Regions from separate parts of the Homo sapiens genome. Here region 2 is linked to region 1. The links are chromatin loops, found by intact Hi-C in ENCODE. Cell type or tissue: Caco-2. All regions are shown on one strand. Each heading gives the region's core, and the rest is flanking DNA. Links, peaks and the distances in the headings are about the cores only.

Evidence for each region. A loop is a pair of places that touch in the nucleus more often than their neighbours do. Peaks named below come from ENCODE experiments on the same cell type or tissue, not always from the same donor. Only the 100,000 strongest peaks of a DNase experiment are listed, where the experiment ranks them.
Region 2: a loop joins it to region 1, with 2.8 times the contacts of the local background. A loop is called at or near these places in 2 of 110 quality-filtered maps.

The regions. Positions count from the first base shown.
Region 1 is chr3:114,491,897-114,502,739 of GRCh38, reverse strand. It overlaps ZBTB20 (zinc finger and BTB domain containing 20), which reads left to right. Exons shown (of 12, transcript NM_001348800.3): 7 at 2,349-2,388. All of the region lies in intron 1 of ZBTB20-AS5 (ZBTB20 antisense RNA 5), which reads right to left. Among named protein-coding and RNA genes, the nearest start is that of ZBTB20-AS5, 44 kb to the right of the region's middle. In Caco-2, for the core only: no CTCF peak of the experiment used is centred there; DNase peaks (open chromatin) are centred at 3,819, 5,529 and 5,789.
Region 2 is chr3:114,365,032-114,375,874 of GRCh38, reverse strand. All of the region lies in intron 10 of ZBTB20 (zinc finger and BTB domain containing 20), which reads left to right. It overlaps ZBTB20-AS1 (ZBTB20 antisense RNA 1), which reads right to left. Exons shown (of 9, transcript NR_038993.1): 5 at 8,994-9,179; 6 at 8,654-8,908; 7 at 39-81. Among named protein-coding and RNA genes, the nearest start is that of ZBTB20-AS1, 19 kb to the right of the region's middle. In Caco-2, for the core only: CTCF peaks have their summits at 4,669 and 4,868 (motif pointing right); a DNase peak (open chromatin) is centred at 5,134.

The sequences.
Region 1 (10,843 bases), core at 1,474-9,473:
GGTAAGAAAATATGCCCCTGTGCCATAGTCTAATATCCTGGCTTGCAGAGAAGACTAGAATATAGCAAAACTTAGAGCTTTAAAATCTTTGAAGACTAGTCAGTGTTATATATATATTTCAAATTTGTATGTGCTTTCAATGAATCATACATAATCTAATTCTCTTGCCTAAAATTTTCATTAAACTCATGAATTTTGTGAAACAATTTGAAAGCATTGGAGATCTCCAGCCTCTCTTGTATTAGCATTATAATAATCCAGGCTGGAGATTTTCATCTTAACTCGTCTTGTCACCATCCTGCATCAAGTACACCTGCATGTACTTGAGCAAGGTTTCACATTGACCACAAAGGGAAATCATTTCTTTGAAGAAATCTCTACAATAGTGCAGTTGTCCCAGAAACTTTCCAGGAAGGGTGATGTCTTTAATTGCTGGTTTTCTGCTTTAGCCTTTTCAATGCAAAGATACTTAATCAGGTCCTTCTACTTGATCTCCTTTAGTGAAGTTTGTTTTGCATATTTCTGGAGGCCTTATGTGAAGTTGTTAAAATCATGGTGTCAGAGAGGCAAGATTGAATCACCCTGTATTAAATTCTTGATATATTTAAGTGGGCTAGAGGTAGGGGGACCTGCTTTGTTTTCTCAGTATCTTTTTTTGGTTTATTAATTTGTCATGGCTCTCCTCCTACTTCAGTTTTATCCTTCTAAGAGAAGCTATCAAAACACTGATGGGTCTGGGCACGGTGGCTCACACTTGTAATTCCAGCACTTTGGGAGGCCAAGGTGGGTGGATCACCTGAGTTCAGGAGTTTGAGACCAGCCTGGCCAATATGGCAAACCCCATTTCTACTAAAACTACAAAAATTAGCTGGGTGTGGTGGTGCGTGCCTGTAGTCCCAGCTACTCAGGAGGCTGAAGCAGGAGAATCGCTTAAACTCAGGAGGCAGAGGTTGCAGTGAGCCAAGATCGTGCCACTGCACTCCAGCCTGGGTGACAGAGGGAGAGTTCATCTCAAAAAAAAAAAAAAAAGAAAGAAAAAAAAACAAAGCACAATGATGGGCAGACCAGTCCTATAATAGTTTTTTTTTTTTTTGGCCTGTGATTTTTTTTTTTTTGACGGAGTTTTGCTCTTGTCACCCAGGCTGGAGTGCAGTGGCGTGATGTGGGCTCACTGCAACCTCCGCCTCCCAGGTTCAAGCAATTCTCCTGCCTCGGCCTCCCAAGTAGCTGGGATTACAGGCGCCCGCCACCATGCCTGGCTAATTTTTGTAGTTTTAGTAGAAACAGGGTTCCACCATTTTGGCCAGGCTGGTCTCGAACTCCTGACCTCAAGTGATCCACCCACCTTGGCCTCCCAAAGTGCTGGGATTTACAGGCGTGAGCCACCGCGCCTAGCCTGGCTTGTAATTTAAAGAGTGAAATATCAGATTTTAAACATAGAACAAGAACACTGTTAGGGTCAGCTTCTCCAAAATCTAAAATTTTCATCATTTCATCTGAAATTTTCATCACCAAACAGAGTTGTGTTTGGTGGGAGAGAAGCTTTGTTTAAAATCACTTTATCAGATTATTTTCCACCATAGAGGGGACATTCTAGGCTGGTGAGAAGGGGTAGAGGCAGTTTTAGAAGGCAAGTCCGGGGCAAACTTAGGACTGAGTTCTTAGCTACACACGAATGTATTGAATTTGTTCAGAGGAACTTCTGGACATTAAACATACTAAATATACCTTAAAAGAGACAAAGTTTATCAGGGTTTGACTCATCTTTGTCAAAATTAGCTAAAATTGGTCATGTACTGTATAGTAAAGCTTTTACCTATTCTAGTCAGTGCTGCCCAATAGAAGTTTCTACAATAATAGAAACATTTTCTATCTGTGCTATCCAGTAAGGCAGTCACCAGCCACATGTGGGTATTGAGCACTTGAAATGAAGCTGGCAAGACTGAGGAACTAAATGTTTAGCTTTTTATTAAATGTTAAATAATTTAAATTTAAATAGACAAATGTGGCTAGTGGCTATTTTGTTAAATGGTAACATAGCTCTACCAAATCCTATATGATACAGATTAGAATGAAATGAACAAAGAAAGGTCTTTGCACTCCTTGTGCTGGGAAGTACTGTCTTGGTCATCATAGCAGGGGGTCATACCTTTAGAAAGTTTTTATGAAGCTGGGTCTCCTTTATTTTGAGGCTAGAAGTGACAAAATAGGCTCCTTTAGGAACAACCAGTCCCATCTATGCCTAGATTTGCTTTCTTTCTTCCCACTGTATCATTTTGCTTTTATATATTGGTTTTGCATCATATATCGGTTTGCTTTTAATTCCTTATTTTTTCTTTGATTTTCAGATCTTTGACCATCAGTCTGTGACCTGCCCCTTCTCTTTACGTAAGTAAAAGTGATTTCTTTACCTTTAAAAAAAAAAGTGTCAGATTTAGGAAATTGTGGTTTTCACTGGCATATTTCCTAGTTGACTTTGTTGTGGTTTCTAGTGCTTCTGTAGTGTGTATTAGTTTCTTTTGCGTTTGGAGTGTATGCTGTTGGTGGTAATACTAAGTTGCTATCCATGAGGGTGCAGAAAATACCAGTGGCCCAGATACTGTACTTCTATAAAGGCTGCCCTTTACTTGGCTGCAGCTGCTGTTTGCAAAAGTCACTGCTCTTTTAAAGTATAGCTTACATTATTCAGCCAAATACCAGCAACAGTTGGGCTTTTGCTCCCCTGTCAATCATTGGGCAATTATGTATTCTTCAGTTATGTACCCATCCCTAGGTCCAATAGTTTTTAATTTTAACTTCTAGATCAGAGCTTTCATTTATTGACAAAATTTCTAATATCCCTTTACTAAGAAGTACAAGACTGTAAAATAAATAGACTAAACTTTTGTGCAAAATTATGAAGTCTACAGGGGAAAAAAAGAAATCCCAGATTCACGTGTGCCAGAAGGTTTATAAAGGTACCACTCTTTTTTAGAAAAGATGGAAAGGTATTCGGGGGGAAAAAAAAACACGATTTTATATGAAAAAAAAGAGAACGTTCATTATTTAAAATTCAAACCAGGCTGCACTGAATGGGTTTAAATAAATTTTATTTTGAACTGCTTGAAAAAGATTCTAGGCCAATGAACCCAAATAATCAAAGTCACTTATAAGAGACACCACCCAAAAGATCCTACAGGTAGTGATAGTCACCTAATGTGATAAATAATTATCGGTATCCTCTGGCTGCTTCTCACTCTCTGGTGAGCTCTGTTCCTTATTCACAACATTATATCTTGCTTCACTGACTCTTCACTCCAAGGTATTTCTTGTATTATAATCATTTGCACAGAATGGAGGTTCCCATGGCTATTTTGTTTATGCGTGCCTTCCACTAACATTCCTAGAAGATAGTGGCAAATATATTTAGGGAGGCAGAATCCTCCAAAGGATGCTAAGGCTAAAGTGTAACGTGACAGTTTATTTGACAGAGAAAGGAGATTGATTAAACTCCCCAAAGACTGGAGCTGTGTGTAATGCATTTATACAACAGGGGTGGGTCCTACCTGTCCCTGACAAGTCTTGTTATTCTCTATTTCAGTGTTGATAGAGTGGGTCTGTAAATGCTTTGGAGGATGTCAATATGCATGCTTATGGTTACCACTTTATATCTGCACAGCCCTCCCCTCAGTTACCTAGCACTGCATATTTCTAGTCCTCTGACTGGCAAATCATTTTTGTTACAGTTCTTTTGTGTAAAAACAGTTCACATAATAGCTCTGTGTTAGACAAGGCATTAATCCTCACATCACCGGGATGAGTCAGCACAGTGCACTCCTGCCCGCACGGCTCAGCTATTGTGACGTCAGTGCTATAGGGCGAGCCTCAGACACAAGCAGTACAGGGGACCTGTGTCACCAATTAGGAATCAAGGGGGAGACTTTTGAGATAAAAAGTGTAGTTGAAAGGCTGTCTCTGGCTCATAGGAAAATGCAAATCTGATTCTATGCTACATCAGCCATCAGTTGCATAGCTTCTAGAGATATCCTATTTTTTAACCACACATAAGGCTGGGGGAGTGACCTATAATGAGCAGATAATCCGTTCATATACCCATGACCTTGTGCCATCCCTGGGCCAGGCTTCATGTTTGCTTGGCTTGTTCCAAATCTTGAAGCTGCCCTCATATCAGCAGGGTGACCGGGCTTATGACAGTCCTACTGTCCTCAAGTATCCCATAGACACAGTTGATGGTTGATGGCTCCAGAGTGGTGCCCCAGAGGCTCGACAAAAGGAAAAGAAATGTCCAATGTCCCTTGAGAACAGATCAGAACATTATCTCCCCAGTGCTTTGACTCCAAGTGCCTCTTCAATGGCCTCCTCTAAACAGGTACAGAATTCTGCTTGTTCGATCTTCTCTTAGCAGTGCATTTAGTCCAGTATCACAATCTGTATTTGACCTGGATTTCAATAGGAACTGAAGAGCTCTCAGATGTTCCCCCAAGAATTTCCCATTCCATTACTGTTTAGCAGAAACAAAGAGGAACCCTCCATAATCTGCCATGCTACCTTGAAGCAGGTAGCACAGACTTACCTTATTTGGGAAACTTGGTTCTTATAAGTTAGGTCTCTATACAATTCAGATTCAGATTTATTCTCAGGACAATATCTTTCAGTATTGAATATTAAGTCTTGAAAAGGGTGTTAATTTACAGCCTTAGTGGCAGTCTCTGTTAAAAAGACCTTCCTCCATCACAGAATTTATCCCTCACTCTTACTGTCACCCCAGCCAGTCACCAGCCCCTGCCATACCCATCAGAAAGTGCCTTACTGCTGGGATCTTCTGCCTTCATTAGATTGCTAATGGGCTCCTACTATGCTTATAAAAGCTAACACTACTACTTGGCTTCGTTTTGATTAATTATCATGTACAGCTCTTTATTTAGTTTTCATTCAACAAACATTTATGGAAAGCTAGTCACTGTGCTTGGTTCTGGAAACTCCGGGATAAATAAGAAATGCTTTCTTTTGTTAGAAATCTCAGTCTGATAGGGGAGATACATAAGTGAATAAAGACTATAGCATATGATAGGCACTGAAATGCAGGTATATACAAGACGTAGTAAGAGGAATGAAGGAGGAGTGCCCACTTGGATGTGGTAAGGTGACCAGGCTGGGTCTTAAAGTCAGAAGAGTAAATTGCAGTTTACCAGGTAGATATGAAAGAGCAGAAAGAAAAGGGGATCATAATCAAGAAAAATGTAAGAGCATTTACAAAATCAGGAGGCGTTAAGTAGCAGCGAGATTCAGAGGAGTGAATAGTTCAGTGTGATTGAAACATGGTGGTTGAAAGAGTAGTATGAGATTGGGCTGGAAAGCAGGCAGGGGACCTTGCCTGCCATACGGAGGACCTTGTATGCCGTGCAGAGGAGTTTGGACTTGATCCTGCAGGCTCAAGGAGGCTTTGAAGAATTGTAAGCAGATGTATGTTTTAGAAAGAGCACTTGGTGAAAGTGGAGAGGCTGACTCAGAATAGGGAGACCAGGTCAAAGGTAAAAGCCAAAGGCCTGAACTGTGCAGTAGGGGTAGGATGGAGGGAGAGGCTATTTGGTAGTGTTGAAATAGACATTAACCTTTGTGTAATTCCAGCATATCTTGGCCTATTGCATAATCTTTGCCTTCTAGGAGAAAGGCTGAAACATTGTGTGGAGTCAAATTTCAGACCAAAATACATCCTTATGGGATCTTCAGCAAAGACCTCAATTTGAATATGACCTCACTTTGAGCTACTGCCCCCTGGTCACCAGGCTCGCGTGCCTCCTACTGCCCATAGTGGGTGTGAGGGAGGAGCAGGCAGATAAGGAGAAGACATTCCCAGTGTCCTGCTTGTCTCTTCTTTCACCTGAAAATGAAACAGTTTCTAAATAATGCCCCCCTAAAGTCAATCAATGCCCCAATTTCCTATCATTTTCTCATTGCTCCCTTTTTCTAAGCAAAATTTCCAAACCATTGAACTGAATTGCAACTTATGCACAGCCGGGTGTTGAAACAATTCAGTGTATTCATTCCTTCTCTCTGAATTAGAGTTCACCATAAGTGTGCTTTTCTCTTGTTCACTTTGGGCTGCCAGGACAATTTAAAGGAAATTTTCAACAGCTTATGTTTCATGTACTATGTTCTCTTTTGCAAATGGGAGGATATGCGTGGGTGTGTTTAAGCCTTCTCTATATTGCTTTCTGGAGAAAGGTTTGGGAAGATGAACAAGACGAGGAGTAGGGACCTATTGAAAGCCCAGGTCCCCCAGTGACCTGAGTGCAGAACGTAGGCTGGTGATCAGATGGTCAATTATGTGTTTGTCAAAACACAGTGGGCTGCATTCCAGGCTGCCAGCTTTGGAAGCCCAGCTTCTGCCAACCAAATGTCATCTGGGAACATGCAACACTGGGCACTGTGAAGGAGTTTGAAATAGACCATGCCACAGCCAACCTACTGCCAGTCTTATAGCACCAATATGGCATGCACAGCCGGGCCCCATGTTTCAGAGCTCAGGAATTCACTGTACTAAATTCAAGAGGTCAGATGGGTTCATGTTTTCAAAGCCTATGTTCTTTGCTTTGAACACTGTGACTTGCTCCTCAGCAATTTCCAAGGGATTTTTCCAGTCACATCTCTGTGGAAACCACTCTTTTTGTGATGGTTATAAGATCCTTGTAAATGTCCCAGAGGATAGGAAAAAAAAAAATCAACTTGCTCTGACAATGACTATGATTTCGACAGAGGGATTCCAACTCTTAGGAAATTACATTAAAGGTGCATAGCTTTTAAAATATCAGGAACCACCTTGGCAACTTATAAAAAGCAGAAGGGCTTTGCCTATTTTATAAAGTGATTTGCATATACCTGCATAAATAATGTCCCCACCTGTACTTTTATGCATTTAGGTTGAATAAATTAAATTTTGTGATCTTTAAAATATTCACTGTCTTTCATTGCTCAGACACCATTTTCAGGACCCTTCCTCCTCATTTCTTTTCCTAGTGATAAGAGTGGCTATTTTTTTTTCAATCTTTTGACTCATTCAGAGAATCAAAACACTCTGAACACCAATCGACTATAGCCAGGAATATTACCTCCCTCTGGTTGCATTTCTCTTAGCCTTTCTACCTATCAGATGGTGAGTTCCATGTATTTTTAATAAGAGAAATAAAGTATTACTAAGGCGAAAACACAGCACAAGACAGATTTAAGTTCTATTTACATATATATGTAAGAGAGAGAGAGACTGTGTGTGTGTGTGTGTGTGTGTGTATACACAGACTTGCACTGATACACACCTCAGGGACATGCCCATAGTAACCTTTTCTTTCTTTCACCACTGCACTGCGACAACCTCTTCAGGAACCATCCAGCTACTAAGCCATTTCCGTTGTACCTTGGGCCTTCAAATCAAAGCCTGGTCAGTAGGCCACTCTCCCCCACATTCACGCTTTAAGATATTATTAAAAACATGCTATGTACAAAGAATAATTTTTATTGGATAGTTAAAGCATAAATATACCATAAGTACATGACCCTTTCTTGCTCTTAAGGAATTTAAAATTGAGTTAGGAAAAACAGTTATATTGTTGAGCGTTGTGTATGCACATAAGATAATAAATGACTAAGTTCCAAAAGGAATGATACAGTCCAGGAAGTACCATAGGGTTTCATTCATGAAAGAGCCTTGCAGGCTAGAAAGTTTCATGTAAAACTGATTCAGCTGAGTCTTGAAAACTGGCTAAAATGTAAAAAAGATGAAGAGAAACAGAATCATATTCCAAGCAAAATCATATACCAAAGTGTTGGAATCTTCGAGGGGGCCCATAAATAGCATCACTTTTCCCCACTTGAATTCTAAACCTATTGAAAAATAAGACAAAAGAACTGATAGCTAGGGAACCAAAATTTTTATAAAGGTTGGTTGAAGAGCATAGCTTAGTGTAAAGAGGAAATGGGTTTGCTGACTCTCTTCCCTTCAGTCAAACCTTTCAAAAGCTCTCTTACAGGAAAATGTGGATCTGCATATGAGCAACACTTTCCAGGTCATCACCTCCCGATAGTCTCAGTAGAAAAGGAAGGACAAAGAGGTTAAACTCCTGTGCTTACAAATTTGGATAGATCAGTTCTACCTACCTGAGAAATATAGACCAAGGGCTTTCCCACCAATGGGATACTTTGCCTCCATGGGGAATTATAAGGAATGAGACAAGAGGAAAGCAGTGTTTAGAAAACATCTGGAAACTAGGAGTAGGGAAGAGGCATTCTTACCCACACTGACATCCATAGACTGGAAAACAAGAGGAGGAAGTACTGAGTGAGATGAAAATGGGAACCAGAGCCACATCTGGTCTGAGAGCATATACCTGGGGTAAGAACCAGTAGTCCTACTGGTTATCCAAGATCTAAACTAAGGGCCCCTTTTCAGAGTCTCAAAAGTTACAAGAATCAGAACCTGGGGGAACAGGCAAGAAATGAAGATAATGGACAAAAGCCTAGTTAGGAAAAAAAATACAAAAACTCTAGTTTCTTGTTCAACTAATAATAACAATAAGAAATACCTATTGAGTGCTTGCCTTGCTTTAGATACTGGACTAAATACTTTTCATGGCTATCTGATTTAACCTTCAAAACTACCCTATTAAGTAGATGCTACTATAATCCTAATTGTGCAGATCAGAAAACTGAGATTTAACATGTTTGATTTATTTTATAAGAACATCTAATAAATGGTAGAGATAGAACTTGATTCCAGGACTATGTCTTAAAAGCCTCAGCCAAATTTTACTGGACACAAAGTTGAGTGTCTACTAAATACTAAAGGTATATATAATAAAGGAATATTAACATAGTCTCTCTCCTTCTGGAGCTTATAATCTGGGGAATGTAAGACAGATACTAAGCAAATGGTCTCACAATATAACTTGTAATTACAAATTGTGCTTACCACTATATAATAAAAGTACCATGTGCTCTAAGGGCAAATAAAAGAAGAAGATTTAACTGAGTCTGGAAATTCAGGAGAAGCTTCTCTGAAATAGTAACATTTGAGATGACACCTGAAGGTTAAAAACAAAAAGTAAGGATGGATGGTGGAAGAGGATTCCAGGCAGAGGGAACAGCATGAAGTCCCTGAAGAGAGCTGCACAGAGAGAAAAAGGTGACTAGCAGCCCAGGTTGAGGTTGAAGAGATACGTAAGGCCTGATGATAACAGGTCCTTGGTAGGCCATGTTAAGGATTTTTGTGTTTATCCTAAGGACAGTAGAGGAGCAAACTTAAGAAGGACTGTGGCATGATCATTGTTGTTTTTTAAAAGGGTAAACTTTGGGGCATTTATCCCAGAGAGATGGAAACATAACTGTACAACACCTGTACATTATGTTACACCAATGTACATAGCAGCTTTATTTGTAATAGCCCAAAACTGGAAACAACCCACATTTTCTTCAGTGGGTCAGTGGTTAAGCAAACTGTTATATCTATACCATGGAATACCTCTCAGCACTAAGCAGAATAAATTATTGATGCATACAATAACTGGTTTTAATCACAAGGGTATTACATTGGGTGAAAAAGCTAATCTCAAGATGATGTACTGTTACGATTCTTATCTATATAGCACTCTTGAAATGAAAAAAATATGTAAGGATTGAGAACATACTTGTGGATGACAAAGTTAGGGAGTTGGGATAGAAATGGAGGTGAGTGTTGCTATAAAGGATAACGCAAGGGATCTTTTGTGATGGAACTGTCCTGTAGCTTGACTGTGGTAGTATTCATGAGTGTATGGATGTAATAAAATTGCTCAGAACTAAATATACACTCACATACTCATGTGCATATAAAACTGATGAAACCTGAGTAAGGCAGATGGATTGCACCAATGTTAATTTCCTGATTGTGATATTGTACTACAGTTATATAAAATGTTACCATTTGGGCAAAACTGGGTAAAAAGAATAACAAATCTCTCTGTATTATCTCTTACAACTGCACGTTAATCTAAAATTATCTTGAAATTAAAAATTTAAAAATATATATCAAGGTAGCTTAACTTTGGTAAATAATTTGGAAGGATCAAAAATGGATATGAGGAAACCAGTGAGGGAGCTATTCCAGTAGACCACATAAGAGGCAGACTAGAGTATTGACAGTGGAAATGGGAGGAAATTGATGGAACTGAGAGATAATTCAGAAGTAAAATATTCCTGGACTTTTTCATGGTTGGTTATGTGAAATAAAAGAGAGAAGTGGCAACAATGACTCCTGGTTTGGGGCTTATCAAACTATATGAAGGATAATACCATTCACAGTTACATGAAACACCAAAGGAGGACTGGAGTGGAGAGAAGTTTGTAAGTTCTGTTTTTGAGATGTTGAGTGTGAGGTACTTTGGATAGATACATAGTGAGCATATTGCACAGGTATTTATATACATAAAACTGGAATTCAGAAGTAACATGAAGGCTGGAGACATGAATTCAGGGTAATCGACATATAGTGGTAAATGAATCTGTTGGCATGAATAACATTGCCTAGGGACAGGGTTAGATTGAGAAGAAGACCTAAACTGAGACTTGAAGAGCTCTTAATATTTAATCCGCTGGTAGAAAAAAATGAGGCCATAAAATACCCTCAGAAGGAGCCACCAAGAAGGTGGCAGGAAAATCAGAAAACATAGGCACAGAAGCCAAGAGAGTGCCTCAAAGGTAGTGGTCAGTGATGTGACATGTTACTGAGCAATCAAGTAGGTTAAAGACTAACAAATATATATTGCTTATATTAATTTTGAGCTTATTGTTGACCTCAGCAAAAGCTGTTTTGTTG
Region 2 (10,843 bases), core at 1,105-9,104, 130 kb after region 1:
ACATACTGTGTCTCATCCTGTAACTCAGATGTACTTACTGTATGTTCCTGTTCTTCCAGATAATTAATTCCCTTAGTAAAGCTGTAGGGGGAAAACAAAATGGAAGGAATATGCAAGCATGTAAATAGGGTAAGGGATATTTCGAAGGAAATTATTCATTTCTGTGAATAAACCTTTTAGTCCCTGATAACGAGCCAGAAATCTGCTAAGTGGGTGTAGACAAAGGTTTCTGGCCATCTTAGAGCATCTGGTTCGGGGCCATTAGAACAACTTGAAAGCAGATTTCCCCTTGAATTGCAGGCATGCCCACTGGGGGAGTGATTTTACTCTGTAAAAACTTATAGGCTTAAGGCTTAAAAAGTTATTTTACTCTATAACAACTTTTTAGTCTATGCTGTATTCAAACTGGAAAGTAAAAGTTATAGGGAATCAGGTAAGATGAGGGCTTTGCTAAAGAACCCCTGACTTAAAGAGTAATTTTTTTTCTTCCTTTACATTTAAATCTGGTTTACCCATTTGTGTTAGAGAAGGCAGTGTTTCAAAATAACTGTTTGAACGGGTTTGTGATTGAAAGGCGTTAGTAGCAATACTCTATGGTGCCGTGTTTAAAAATGCGAATGCTTGAGTATATATTTGAAACCAGATGAAATAAAAAACTTTACTGAAAGGATGTATAGCTTAAACTCTAGGTAAGGCTTTAAGGCAGACACGCTCAATGAAGAACCTCGTGCTATCCGTTCATTCTGTCTCCTGTTGTGTATTTCTTTTTGTTCAGTTTGGTTGCATATGATATTTAACCTTTAAGAAAAATACTTCAGTTTTACAGGGCTCTGATTTGCTTTTACTTGGGCTGTCTGTATGTGTGAATGTATGTCTGTATGAGTGAAAACTGCTCAAGCAAGTTTGAAGGTCTCTTTGGCAAATTTGACTGCATGTTCAGAAAGTTTCCAATCGGAAAGCTGATTCAGTGTAAAACCTTCCAAAAACTTCCTGAGGCACCTGTTCACATGAAAAGATTGGATTTCTGTTGGAGGTGCTCAGAAGGCAGTGTTTATAACTGAAGATCTCTGTTTGGTGTGCCAAAAAATGAAAAACATTTTGGCCCCAGAAAACCTCCATAAATGTTCAAAATGTATAATCAAACAAAAGCTTCATTTGGATTCAAATGCATGTATCTCAGCAGATGTGTCTAAACTAACTGGAATCCCACAGGAGCAGCTGAACTGGATTTTGGTATGTCTTGATAACTGAAAGAGTTATTCTTAGACTTTGGAAGGACAAAAATGGTCCATCTGTGAAGAACCGTAATAGAGACATGGCAAAAAACAGCATCCTCTGAAAGAGTTTATTTATGGAATTTAGGACAAGTTGGACAATCCTGAAAACATTTTAGGGTCACACTAATTTGCAGAGAAAATATAGCCAAAATGGAATGGAATAACAACCACAGACAGTTACTATCCAATGGCTTGTTATTAATTTTCTAATAAATTCCGTATCAGTTAAGCAGTAATAGAGTGTCTTTGGTACAACTAAGTGCTCTCGTTGCCCCCAGTGTTCTGCATTCTGCTTTATTCTATGTTCTGTAAGGAATTATATATTTATCTTTTCATTTAAACTGTTTTTCTGTCATTTCATTGCCAAGTAAGCCCCTCATCTGTTAAATGTGGATTTCCTGTCATTAAAGATAGTCTTTCCCGTTTTAAAAAGTCACCTTTCTGCCTCTTAGTTAATTGATATATAATCTCTTTGGAATTTTTTCGTTACCTTTTATACCCTTTATTTAGAGATTTTAGTGCTTAGTCCAGCACTTATACATTGGAAGGCCAGTTCGTTTTTTTTATTTGCTCTAATTTCCTAGAGTTTCCACTTTGTGCATTTGGGGACACACTTATTTTAAAAAAGCACAGGTCTTGAAACTTTGTATCTTAATCTACCTCTATTTTTTAAATTGGCCCTCTTTTTATAAAACTTATTATTTCCCTACAACACCAATTTAACTGGGTTTCTTCCATAGTCACTTAATGCAGTAATTTCTGGTAGTCGTTCTTATTCATTCATTCATTTAGTCATTAATTCAGTCATTGATCAAATGTTATCAGATCCCTCATTCTGCACCAAGTCCTCAGCTAAGATTAGGGACGAAGATAGGAATAAGACCCCATCCCCACACTTTGGAACATAACGGGGTAAATATAAATGCAGAATTAAAGTGTTCCAGTATGCACAAAATGCTACAGAGCCCCCGAGGAAAGAGCCTCTTGAAGTGGAAAGAGCTCCACACCAAAAATGAAATTAAACTGGATCATAAAGGAGTGGGCATTTGTAAAGTAGAAGGCAGAAGTAATGGCATTCCAGGCAGAAGGAATAGAAAGAAGCAAAACCATAGAGGCACAAACAGAGCGCAGAGTTTTCAGAAAACAGAACAGTTCAGTTATGACACTGAGGCCTTCTTATACTTTGCCTCATTTTAATCATGGGAAGATTTGTATTTGGGTAACATTGTCTATTGTTATAATTCAGCTGAGCTGAATCCTATATCCATTTCAGAGACATTTGCTTTCCAAATATATAATAAAGCAAGACATCTACTTATTTTCTAATAGGCAAAAGAACCCTTCCTTCCACACAGCCAGTCAAAGTAAGAAAGTATTCTGAGGGGGCAAGGCGCAGTGGCTCACGCCTGTAATCCCCGCACTTTGGGAGACCAAGGCGGCCAGATCATGAGGTCAAGAGATCGAGACCATCCTGGCCAAATGGTGAAACCCTGTCTCTACTAAAAATAGAAAAATTAGCTGGGCATGGTGGCACGTGCCTCTAGTCCCAGCTACTTGGGAGGCTGAGGTAGGAGAATCGCTTGAACCCAGGAGGCGGAGGTTGCAGTGAGCCGAGATTGCACCACTGCACTCTAGCCTAGTGACAGAGCAAGACTGCATCTCAGGAAAAAAAAAGAAAGTATTCTGAAGGACCTAGTGATGATTTTGATCAGTAAATCACAAAATAAATTTTCTTTTTATTTTTCTTTTTTGTTTAAACAGGGTCTGGCTCTGTTGCCCAGGCTGGAGTACAGCAGTGCAATCTCAGCTCACTGCCACCTCTGCCTCCTGGGCTCAAGCAATCCTCCCACCCAGCCTCCTGAGTAGCTGGGAACATAGACTTGTGCCACCACAGCCAGCTAGTTTTTTGGGGGGTTTTTTGTTTGTTTGTATTTTAGAGGTGAGATTTGATCATGTTGCCCAGGCTGGTCTCGAATCCTGAGCTCAAGCAATCCGTCTGCCTCGGCCTCCCAAAGTGCTGGGATTACAGGCATGAGCCACCACACCTGGCTCAGAATAACTAATTGTTGAGAAAAGTTCATTCATGGAGCCAGAGTCACCTACAGGTGTCATGCTGGAACTTTGTCATGGATTTGTGGCCCTTCCCGACTCTAACAGTCTGTCCTCTTATAAAATCCTCCCAGGTCCCTTGGCAAGTCTGGTCTCAATGCCCATTGGCTCAAGTTACACTGTGTCATATTGCTCTCCCAAACAGTGCATAGATATGATTATCCACATGTAATTGTTAGGGCCCAATGCTGATTTTCACGGTTCTGTTCTTCATCTTGCCATCTCATCCCATGCAGGAATACATCTTTAATTCTTATCTACAGCTGCTAGTGACAGTTTCATGTGTGCTTCCTCTGTTCATGGCAGATTTCATTATATAAAATTAGTGCTTCTCCATATCTGTCAAGACTTCTCACATCCTTACTTAAAATAAAAGAGGCCACATGCACTACTGCCCTTAGAGTTGGATCATTTAGGATTGATTGAGAGCAAGCATGAGGATTCTTTAAGGACTTCTTGCTTTAAGGAAATTTCAAGTCGGATCTTTCCACCAGTCACCTCACACTAGGTACCATAATCACATACCTTATTACTTCATCAGCAGAATCCCTTTTTTTTTTTTTGCTTTCTTTTTTGCTTTTCTTCTGCCTCTGAATCATTTGTTCTCTCTGAGGAATGTGTGCCAGTTCTAACTTTTTATCAGCAGTGCAAGATTAAAGGTTACCTGGTCTATACCCATTATTGTACACATGAGAAAACTGAGGCCCAAATAACACAAGTGTTATAACGAAAGTTTCCCAGCATAATGAATGACAGAGTCAGAAACAGAACCCTGCCCTTTCTCCCACCATTTATGCTGCTTGTTACTAAGTCTGCTTCTGGACAAACTTAATGTTCTCTGAACAGAAAGGAGTCAGGACTATTCATCCATCAATATAGTGGATGCTTTCAATGTGGAGGACCACAGGCTAAGTATTGTGCAGGACGCAGTTTTATAAACTGGAGCCCTAGGCTCAGAGACTTAGAGTCTTGTAGAGAAGATCAAATAACATTCACAAACAACTTCCATGCAGCGTGGTTAAAGATATGTCCCCATACACAGAGACCCACCGGAGCATTGATTCACTCACTCAGCAAGTATGTATAGAATATATCTTTTGTGCCTGTCACTACAGTGAGTTCCATGAGGACACAAAGGTGGAGAAAAACAGACCCCACCACCAAGAATCTTAAAACAATATGTATCCTCACATCACCAGTATCTGAGAATTTAGAAAGTTTGTAAAGTATATTTTAATCCAGTTAACAGTAATATCTAGGTAGGTTTATTAGACATGGCTCCATTTGAGCTCTTTTGAAAGACTGGAAATGAGGCATCAGGACTAGGTATGAGGGGTTTGCACCTCTGTTGCAGAGCTGTGGAAGGGTGTTAAGTAGGGCCTACCATGAGCAAGATTTTGAGAAGATCTAATTTGGCAGCCTGGATGTGAGAAGGAGCAACTGGAGGAAGGAGAGGGTCCAGACAGCACTGTCAGTATTTCACACTATTGGTGACCTGAAGGGGGCGGTAATAGGAGGAATGGGGAGGATCCAGGTGCAACAGATTTTGTGGATGAGGGTAGACAGCTCTGGGAGCTGAGTGTTAGTTACAACAAAGGCAGTTATCAAAGATAACTCCAAGGTATCAAGTAAAGATGAAAAGCATTTAAAGGAATCAAATTGAATTCCATTTTATATAGTGCCGAGTATGAGCTACCACAGGTGTTCCCAGTGGAGACAACTAACACTGAGTTACAAACAGGGTCCTGGGGCACAGCAGGAATGCGTGAGATTAGGACTAGCAAACACTTTGGCCAAGAGCACTATAAGCCATAAATATGGGAGTAAACTTCAAAGAAGTCTTTGTTGAGAGAAAAAAGGAAAGCAAAACCTTGGGAAATATTTACATGAGTGATAAGAAAGAGAATGAAGAATGAATAAATAGAGGAAAAGAAAAGAGAGTTCTAAGGGATAGGAGAAAAACCAGGATAGTGCAGAGAGACCATCAGGGAGAGGAAGGATCAGCAGTCAGTATCAGGTGCCACAGACACCAACGAGGGAGAGACCTAGGAAAAGATTACCTTAGGTTTTGGGATTACTAGCCTCCTGATTGTTGTCAAGAAAACAGAATCAGATGTGTCACAAAAAAGACCATAAAGAGGGGTTCAGGAGCAAACATAGGATAAATGGGAAAGCAACTATTACAAAGTACAAGTTTAATGTTTTAAAAAGAAATAATGAATGGGTAACTCAAAAGTGGAGTAATGAATATTTTTATGATACAAGAGTTCCTAGCCCATTATAGACTGAGAAAAACCAGTGTTAAGGGAGACTCTGCAATTAAATAGGCAAAGTGAGAAGGAATTAGATCTTCCATTTCACAGGGCAATTGGAATGGTAAATATATGTGAAAGGAATTTGAAGGCACTACCCAAGCCCAGTGAGGCAGTAATTATATTATACTGGTTCTTTCTCTACTTCTTCTCAACATTGCTTTCTATTATTTTTTATGAGAAATAATGTTTTACAAGTATTATTACTTCACAAATATTAACTCAGTTCCTTACCCTCAGTAACCTCTGAACACTAAGCAGAGGATAGGTGTCATACACTTTGAACATTTAAATCATCTTAACAATTTTTAAAACAATTTTTAAAAACAATTGTTTTTGAAATGACAAAGCATAATTCTTTAAAAGCCATGTTCTGTGTACTTCTTTCATGATATGCCCAATTCAGGTAGCTCTGTAATTACTAATAACAAACCTATGTGTTGTTCTCAAGGCCACCTTCATTGTCATGGGACATCCTCAAATTCATTATTTGTAGGGAGGGTTTCAATTTGTTTACTTAAAGTATGCTGCTTTCTGTGATGGTCCAAGACATTCCAAAGGCCAATCCCACCTGTACACAAAAGTATCTGATATACTTCTACTGTAGGATGGTGATCTGGAACCAACTGAATCAAACGATACTTTGTTCTACTATTAAATTACCTGTAAAACTAAATAAGGAGATTATTTTGTCACTACTGAAAATTATATAAACAACCACATGGAACAATGTTGAACATGAGTCTTTATAATTTCACAAGGCCAAATGAATTTATAGTTGATGTCAAAATTGACCTTGAGGAGTTTTTTCCTTTCCTCTCCAATTCTAAAAATGAGTTTCCTCCTACTTATTTATCCTCACTAGTTTTAGCTTGGTTATGTTATCAGTTTTATACCAAGATATTAGACCAAAGAGTACAGAATTTTTAAAAAAGCTTGGTGTGGCATGTAGAATACTACAAAGAATTTCAAAAAGCAGTAACTGAATTAACTTTGTCCTTCAATTTTTTACTGTAATCACGTTCTTCCCTATATAATCACTGATTATCTCTTTGCCTCATATCTTAACCAGGTATTTAGATGTAAAGGAGACAATGAAAGAAAGGTGCATATAAGTTTGAACTACAAAAGATAACTCTGTGTCTAATGGAAAAGACACATGCAAATTCTAAACTAAAACTTTTAGAAGTTAACCCCAGGGTAAAGGATACATGTCATTTTCTCAGGGAAATACTGTAGGTCTTTATAGGTACACCTGACTGGATTTTTTCCAATTTTCATAAATCTAGCCCATTCCATTTTCTTCCTGACCTAAAGGTCCCAGATGGGTGACTAGATCCTGGGATTCCTGAAGTGGCCTAAGTAATCCTGGGTTGACATGCTAACAGGCACTGCAAAGCAGGCCTGGTTTCACTGGGCAGTGATACAGGCAAAGCGTGCCCCCACTTCCAGCCCTGCTCCAGAGCAGGAGTTCTTGACCTGGAGGCCTTGGACTCTACTGGTACCATTACTGGGCCTTTCTTTTAGAGGTTCATATTCTTTCCTGCGTGTTGTTCTGGGACACAGGTTTAAAGATTTTGTTACATTAGGGTCAGAGAACTAACAGAAGGAAAAAGCCACTTCCCCAGGACATATCCTAATCAGAATCTGCACCCTCAAACCTGGCACCCAAGAGTGAACTTAGAAGCAATGAGGAGAGGTCCCTGTGAACATCCCAATGCAGAATGGCTCCTGATGTCCTCTCGGGTCCCTCCGATATGCCTTCAGGGTGGGGGCAGGTATGATAACAGACTGCTAAAGCTATTTCTTGAACATGTTGCTAATGGACTAAGACTGGGGCTATGTGTTGTTTTCCAATATTCAGAAAATATTTTCTCACCCCCATGGTCTACTTATTTGCTCTTTTTAACATGAACTTCAGCCTATGAATGCATTTTATGTGCCTTTAATTAACCTCCCTATGTTTCCATTTCCTCATGTGCATAATTGCATAATGAGAATAAAAATAGTATGCATCTCATAGGGTTATTAGAAGGATTCGATGGAACACTACATGTAAAGCCCTTAAAGCAGCACCAGAAAAACAGCCAGCGCTCCGTGAATTTGAGTGTCGGCTACAGTTTTAAGTGCTTGAAAATTATTAATATGAACTAAAATTGATGCAGCCTAAGTGAAAGTTGTTGCAGGTCCCCATCCTTTCCCCCTGAGAACGACTGAGGCTGAAAAGCCCTAGATCTATGGGAGGAGATTGTGTGTAAGACAGTTACATCCTTCACTTCGAGGAAAAGCCAGTGCCCTTCTTCTTGTCCCTTCTTGGATTCAGGCCTGAATAGACTGGGAAGTTTCTCCATTATCTCTTTGCCTTCTTTTATTCCCCCATTTGTATGTTTTTTTTTCCTAAAAATGAAAGAGGACTAATATGCATAATCTTATTACAAAACACCCCATTTACAGATAAGGAAACTGGGGCTGAAAGAAGTTTCAAATCTCTCTGAATGTTGTCTTCTTGGTATAGGGAAGGGTTAGAGTGTTATTAATATTATAGCATTACATTCTAGTGTTAACCTGTTAAGTTCCTTTTTGTCTTCAAGTGCATTCTAGTCAATAAGAGATTTTCACGCTGGGCATGGTGGCTCACGCCTGTAATCCCAACACTTTGGGAGGCCAGTGTGGATTTATCACTTGAGCCCAGGAGTTTGAGACCAGCCTCAGCAACATAGTGAAACCCCATCTCTACAAAACAGTTAGCGGGGCATAGTGGTGTGCACTTGTAGTCCAGCTACTTGGGAATTTGAGGTGGGAGGATCACCTGAGCCCAGGAAGTTAAGGCTTCAGTGAGCCATGATCATCCCACTGCATTCCACCCTGGGTGACAGAGTGAGATCCTGTCTCTAAAAAATAAAAAAAGAAGAGAGATTTTCAAATTATAGGGAATGGACTTGTGTGCTCTCTTACCTCAGAATACATTGTAGGAGCTGTACATTTTCCTGTGTGCACCCATCTACAATCTGTCCATTCACCTTAGGTGCCCTTTCACCGTAGCTCCTTCCAGCCGGGATACCCGAAGAGGGCAAAACATCAGATCCTTAGAATGTGCAAACTTCTGTGCTACCATATCAGAGAGCCCTTTGCAAAGACAAATACTTACAAGTAAAGAAATGCATCTTTTATTTTTTTGAAAGTCCGTCGGCTTGATGGCATGAGAGTTGTCTGAAATAATTCAAAACAGAGGTAAACTTAGAAGAGTGAGTTTCACTTCCGAGGAGGATTGCTTGTAATCACCCTGCTTACTTACCTTCTTCTATTCTGAAGCAGTCTGCAGTAGTTGGGAAAAGTGTAATCTTAAGAAATTCAGTAACAGTCACTGGCTCATTGTACCTGGTAAGTTTTCCCCGTGCCGTGGTGCCCACGGTTTTTGGTAATGCATGGAGATAATTTCGGACGTCTGCTTCTCTTAACTCCTGAGCACTTTTGCTTCTCACTGTAGAATTCCAGAGACACATGGGTATGGAACTTGATCTAAAAGCCTCCTAGTAATAGTTGCAGATTAGATTGAAAGCCAAACTAGACTGTACACAAGTCTGTATAAATCCCAAAATAGAGCTTTAAAATAATAACTTACTGAGTCATGATTTCTGCATCTCATATGCAGTATTCCTTAAATCACATGTTGATGGCTAATCAACAAAATCCAAAGACGCAAATTAGATGGTACAATATTTACAGAGAAAATATATGTGTAGTTTGAAAAGCAAGGATTCTCAGGGTTACAGTCCCACCCCCATTCCCCCCAGAAATGATAGCAGTTGCAATCTGAACTCTCCACATTGTAACCAAGAAAGGAATGAATATAACAATGGAAAGAGAGAGATTTAAGATAGAACTTCTTAGTTAAAGGAGTCTGGACCTTCAAGAAATATGTTTAAGAAAGATTCAGAAGAAATACTAGGTAAGATGAATTATTCCTTTTTCTCAAGTAAAATTCTAGCAGCGTACTTGTTAAATGTTTATTTTGGCCAGGTGACAGAATTCAGGAGGGCGGAATCTTGTTTACCTTGTCCACTGCTGAATCCCTAGCACCCAGCAAAGTGCTTACACAAATTAGGAGTAGGTGCTCAGCAAATGTTTGTTGAATGAATAAATGAATGTTGTGGGGAGAATGAAGCTAAAATAATGATGTAGTGCATTTGTAAGCATTATGCCCATTTGTGAAAATATAGGTACTAATTTTTTACCCGATTATTTTTTTCATTCAGCAGACCTACAAAACAAAGTGTATCACAAATACCCTCTGCTTTTCATGCTGGGGAAACAGAAAAGCTTTCTTTTGAATGTAAGCTGCTACATGTTTTAATTCTAATAGCAATATGGCAGGTCAACTTTGTAGTATAATCTGGTGCCTGTTTTTGATAGATACCATGGAAATAGATACTTATTTTCAAGATGCTCAAACAGATGATTAGGCAAAAGCTCTAGCAAACCTTGAAACAACAAAAAGGAAAGGTTTTCCCACTCCCACCTCCCGTTACTGTAACATCCTGCACAGTTTTCTGCAACCCCACATCCTCCTCCTTGTTTCATCTTTTTCCTGGGTCTAATCTTTGTCTAGGGAATACAGCATGTGACTGTCAGTCTAGCAAGGAGATAGTTCTTGAGAAATCCACCCCCTACACACTGTGTTCCCAAGCTCCTCTTACAGGAATGGCATGATTTGATCAGCAGCAGGCAGAGCTGGCCCAGGGAAACAAGAGCTTGGCATAGAAATCTTAGTGCCCTCCTGCTGGAAGGGCCCTCAAGAGAGATGCTTCATGCCCACCCTCCCTCAACTGGCTGGACAGTAGATGGATGTGTAGGAAAACAAATTCCTGGCTGAATGAATAGAGGATTAAATGAATGAGAGATGAGTTCACTCCTCCAGAAGTCCCCGCCATCCCACTTGAATAGAAAGGCTAACTTTGAAGCCACTCTGTTCTCCATGGCACTATTTTATGTATACTCAGCTTTGGAATATGGTTGCCATCTGCTGCCAGTGCTTAGGACTAAGGAAGTATTGGGGTGGGTAGGAGGAGGCTGGGAGGGAAGAAAAGAGACACTTAAAATGAGCTAATGATCTCCTTTGTGTTAGAGCCTAGGTTTCAGAACATC